Regions from separate parts of the Mus musculus genome. Here region 2 is linked to region 1. The links are chromatin loops, found by intact Hi-C in ENCODE. Cell type or tissue: heart. All regions are shown on one strand.

Region 1 (2,500 bases):
TGGAAGTCCCTTAGGTGGGGTTGCCTGACTTCCTCATGCTGGGCTCCTGGGCCTGTAAGGACCCCAACACATAAACACCTGCTGAACCCAGGGAGAGGGAGCGAGGAAAGAGGAGCCACAGCCTCTGTTGAGAGACACTGTCTGGACAGCAGGGCAACCGGTGCGCAGCTCAAGTAGCAGCTGCCTAGACCTCTTTTCCCAATAAGTGAGCAAGGAGGAGGAACAGACCAAGGAAAGGACCCTATTTCCATCCTCACCTTGCAGTTCTGTGGCTGGGACCCTGGCAGGGTCAGTGCATCTCTCCAGCTGCACATGAAGGACAGGTCAGGGCCATCAGTCATGCCAAGTGGACCGGCCTTAAACAATGAAGGGCGCAGGGTGCCAGGGAAGTCCATCCTGGAGAGAATGTATCTAACGTTACACACGCCTTCATTAGGAGTCTCAACAGTGCACCAGGGTTCTCAGAACACAGTAGGGGAGACCACTACAAGGTAGCAGATAAAGACCAGACTATGCCTAATGCCAGCGCGTCAGCAGGGCTGCCCAAGGACTGCTCACTCTCTTGAGGGCAGCCAGACAGATATCTCTGCTCACACCTTGGAAGAGGGGCTGGGGAGAAAGTGATCGCAAAAGGCCTCGTGGCAGGTAAAGTGCCAAAGAGATAAGCAACCACAGAATATACAAAGGGGAGAGTGTGGAGGACCAAGTGATGCCGATGAAGGCTGAGCGTTCATCAACGCGCTGCGCATGACAGTAGCAGGCTGACTTTCTTCCACCCCTCTGTGGACATGGGCTGCGTACTATTCCTGCTTCCCCACTGCCAAACACAGGCTTCTCCGAAAATGCCCGTGGGCTGAATAAATGCAGGAACTCTTTAGAAGCAGTAACTGTCAAGTCAGCCCTCATTTTTAGTAAAAATTAAATCTAACATCCGCAATAAGAGCACCAGCAGAGCACTAGTACCCGCTGGACAAGACGTGAAGGCGCTGAATTTAGAGTCTGAACTGAAAACCGGTGTGTAGTAACCACAAGTGTTCCCGGACCGCCCTCCCTCGTGGCCAGCATCTAGGACGAGCCTCAGCGCTGTAATCGACCAGTCTCTATAGCCACGTGGTCTGCCACGTGCTCTCAGCATTCCCGCAACAGCCTCACCTGACCCCGGGGCCGCAAAGGAGCCAGAGTGCCGAACCTCAACGCCGCCACCCACAACTGTTGGAGCAGACTAAACTGTTTTCCGGATCAGGCCGGAAGTTCGCCCGAGAAACAGGAAGTCCCGCCCCCAGATCATCTAACCGAGTCCTCCAGCGCCACCTGCAGAGCTGAGGGCCAATATGCATGGTCGTGGCGCCTAAGCTATGAAATTTCCATCCTATTTCACAAAAGTGTTGAGAAGCTTGAATTGATCCTCTCAACGAACAAGTGAGCACCTCCGATGAGCCACGCACTGTATTTATTACCCACAAGTCCTAGAATCCGCTTCATAGACACCTCTGGGTGCATGTGTGGCTTTAACAGGGGCCAGGAGGGAATATTAGCTTGTCATTCTCAAGCTAATATTCCTTGTGTGTGCACCTGCGAGTTTTGGGGGATCTGTTCAAACTCGCTCGCATGCAGCGAGTCCTGGGCTCTGCCTGTAAGTTGCCTTGGTCCTGACACTATCGCGTAAAACTTAGGACGCGTGGCTCTGCTGACCACTTGCTTTCCATCGCCTGGAGGCTAAGAATATCTTCAGATAGAATCGAGACAAGGAACAGATTCTCCTGCGTCACTGCAACCTACCTACATGACATTCCCGCCAATGTGTTTGACGACTTCTTTGGGTTTGACTTTCCTTTGTCCTGTAATTATCAGAACTTCATAAATCGGTCTTCATGGTGGAGCAAGTTATTCAGGGAGAAAAATCTGTGTTCCTGAGTTTATTAAGGGATCTCTAAAGGAACAGAACTGATTGAATGAGTATGGAATAGAGGAGATTTTATTAGACCGGCTTACAGGCTGTGATCTGCGTAGTTCAATAATAGCTGTCTTATGACAGAAATGGCAAGGAGAATTTGGTACTGTTCCGTCCACGAGGCTGGTTGTCTCAGCAGTTCTGATCTGGTGCTGTAGTCCTGGGCCATTCCTAAAGAGCCGCCGAGCTTCAGTCTCTGTTGGAATCCTAAAGAAATTGATTTGAATACTGAAAGGAAAACTTCAGCAATGCCATAAAATAAATGGTTTTGCCGGTGAGGGTGAGGTCCAGCAGGCACAAATCATGGTTTCTTTTTCCATTTCTTTTATCTGGGCTGCCACCAGAAGGTGATTTAGGATGGCTCTTCCTCCTTCAAATAATCTGATTAAGAAAATCCCTCACAGGGCTGGAGAGATGGCTCAGCGGTTAAGAGCACTGACAGCTCTTCCCAAAGTCCTGAGTTCAAATTCCAGCAACCACATGGTGGCTCACAACCATCTGTAATGGGGTTTGATGCCCTCTACTGGTGCCTCTGAAGACAGCTACAGT
Region 2 (2,500 bases), 64 kb after region 1:
CTCCAACGCCAGAGTCTAACTAGAGATGAGAGGGGTGGGGGTGGGGCGGCGCAGGCCAGCGGGAAAGGGCAGGCTGCAAGGAAAGGGACTTTGCTGCTTTTCCCAGGTCCAGGTTCTTTGTACCTCGTGCTGCCATGGGACACAATCCCCGGGCTTTGCATTATCTGCAGAATTGGCCCCTCCCTGGTGTTCAGACTGCTGCTGTGCGTGCCAGAGGAAAGAAAGAGTGTGTGTGTGTGTGTTGGGGGACATGCCCCGCCCTGGGGAAGGCCAGGCTGTGTGTGACTCAAGAGTTTTATGGGTCCTTGTGCATCTGCCTCTTAATTGCTGTGCAGCCTTGGGCCACTCGCCGTCCTCTCTGGGCCTCAGAGGGACCTTTAACTGGGTAGCCAGAAGAGATGGCAGCCCACATGCACTGAGGCAAGATATGGCCACAGCCTCGACCCCCTCACACAACTTGGTGCTGAGCTCTTGATGGCTGTGGCCTGGGGACCCCTTCTGCAGGTATCCGGGAGCAGGCTTAGCCTTAAGGGAAGCAGTTTTGTTGTTGTTTTTTGTTTGTTTGTTTTGTTTTGTTTTTTCAGAATCACAGTTAAAAGTTAAATCCAGTATGTCTACAATGGATAATTCATTATCCATTATTATTATTTCTGGTCTGAAATATTCTCTAAAGACACATGTGTTGATGAAGATCTGGTCCCTAACATGGTAGTGTTGAGAGGAGGGGCCTGAGGAAGGTGATTGACAGGTCACAGTCCTGGGACTGGATGCGTTAGTCCCCTAACATCTGGATGGAGAGTCAAGATGAGACCAGGTTACCCTGAGAACATGAGGGGGTGGGGCCTGGTAGAAGAAATAACTTGCTGGGGGCAAGCTTTTGAAGGGATCTGTACCCGCCCCTTCCTCTCTGCTGTCTCCCCACTTCCTGGCTCCGCTCCCTCATCCCCTCTCCGAGATGTTCTCCAAAAGCAGTGAGCTGACATCCAGAGGGAGCCCTCGGAAATCCTGAGCCCAAACAAACCTCTCCCTCTGCCGGTTGGTCGGCTTAGGTGTTCGGCTAGAGTGCCCGCTAGCTCCCGGCCGGGAGGGGGCGCTCTGCACAGACATAGCACTGAGGACTTGGCTGGTTTATTACTGCCCCTGAGATCTTTATCTGTGGACTTGGGGTGGGTCACGAGGCCATACTGTTTATTTCTCCTGTCCTTGTGCTGGTGGCCTGGACTCAGCCACACTAGGATGGACAGCCCTGGCCACAGAAGTGAGACAATGATTAAAACCTGCTGGGCTATGCTGCCTACCTCCCTTCCATGGTCCATCCCGCCTCTGAGCTCCTTCAAGGGAGCAGCTTGTATTGGGGACTGGAGTTTTCCCAGATCAAGGCGGGTTCATTTGAGCGACTCCCAGTAGGGGTCAGACAGGAACGCCAACCATGTCTTTCCAAGTGAGACCCCGAAGAACGCCTAGGGTTGACATCTGTCTGAGCTTCCCTCCTCGGCAGTATAGACACAGCAGCAGGTACTCCACGTGAACCTGACACCTCTGACGTCTGCAGGCATCAGGAACACTGTGTTTCAGACATACGTGTAGGCAAAACATCTATACACAGATAAAGACCAGGCGTATGTGTGTATGTGTTGTGTATGTGTGTATGTGTGTATGTGTTGTGTATGTGTGTATGTGTTGTGTATGTGTGTATGTGTGTATGTGTTGTGTATGTGTGTATGTGTTGTGTATGTGTGTATGTGTGTATGTGTGTGTGTGCACTCATGCACCACATGTACATGTGTTTGAATGTATGTGTAGGGATGTACACATAGATATTATTGGTGGGGCCTGTGTGTGTGTATGCGTGTGTATGCATGTGTATACATGTGTGTGTGTGTATGTGTGTGTATACATGTGTATGTGTGTGTATGTGCATGCATGCAAGCACACACTCATGTACATGTGTTTGAATGTATGTCATAGATATTATGGGTGGGGCCCATAGCAGCTGTGGGTGATGACCCCCCTCCCAGCCCATTACTGTAGAACCTCCCCTACCTGCATGGGTGCGTCATCTGGGCCTCTCCTCTCTCCTAGAGCCCCACCTCCCACACTTGCTTCCGTGATATCTTTGTATTCTTTGCTCCCGTTGTTCTTATCAGCAAGATTTGTTTACTTTCTCACCAGCTGCTTTCATAGGAGACAAAAGATGCAGAGGGCTTACCCTAGGGGTGGGTCTCCCTTGCGTCATATCAGGCGTGGGTCTGCTCATGTCTGGAACTGGGCCAGACTCGGATCTGACTGAGAGCCTGAAGTGCATAGGCGCAGGCAGAGGGTGTCTACATTCCCCAGGGCAGAGGCGAGCTCAGAAAGGTCTAGAGGGGCTTCCTATGAGCACTTGATGGCAACACTGCCCGAGCTGAAGTTTCTGCTCTTCCGAGCTCCCCTGGGAAGGGCCCAAGCCTCTCCTGAGTTCTGTCCCCGTGACCTGCCGTGGAGGGCTGGCGCATCCTCA

What was found. Peaks named below come from ENCODE experiments on the same cell type or tissue, not always from the same donor. Only the 100,000 strongest peaks of a DNase experiment are listed, where the experiment ranks them.
Region 2: it touches region 1 in a loop (7-fold over the local background); 9 of 42 quality-filtered maps call a loop at or near these places.

Annotation. Positions count from the first base shown.
Region 1 is chr8:119,603,983-119,606,482 of GRCm38, forward strand. It overlaps Taf1c (TATA-box binding protein associated factor, RNA polymerase I, C), which reads right to left and starts at 1,224. Exons shown (of 15, transcript NM_021441.3): 1 at 1,153-1,224; 2 at 258-396. The coding sequence starts at 395. In heart, CTCF peaks have their summits at 1,323 (motif pointing left) and 2,480 (motif pointing left); a DNase peak (open chromatin) is centred at 1,209; H3K4me3 peaks cover 1,313 bases; H3K27ac peaks cover 1,197 bases.
Region 2 is chr8:119,668,439-119,670,938 of GRCm38, forward strand. The region is part of intron 1 of Wfdc1 (WAP four-disulfide core domain 1); the gene reads left to right. It overlaps Gm32352 (a long non-coding RNA gene), which reads right to left and starts at 2,498. Exons shown (of 4, transcript XR_388091.3): 1 at 2,210-2,498. In heart, a CTCF peak has its summit at 1,067 (motif pointing right); no DNase peak of the experiment used is centred here; H3K4me3 peaks cover 485 bases; H3K27ac peaks cover 1,259 bases; H3K27me3 peaks cover 130 bases.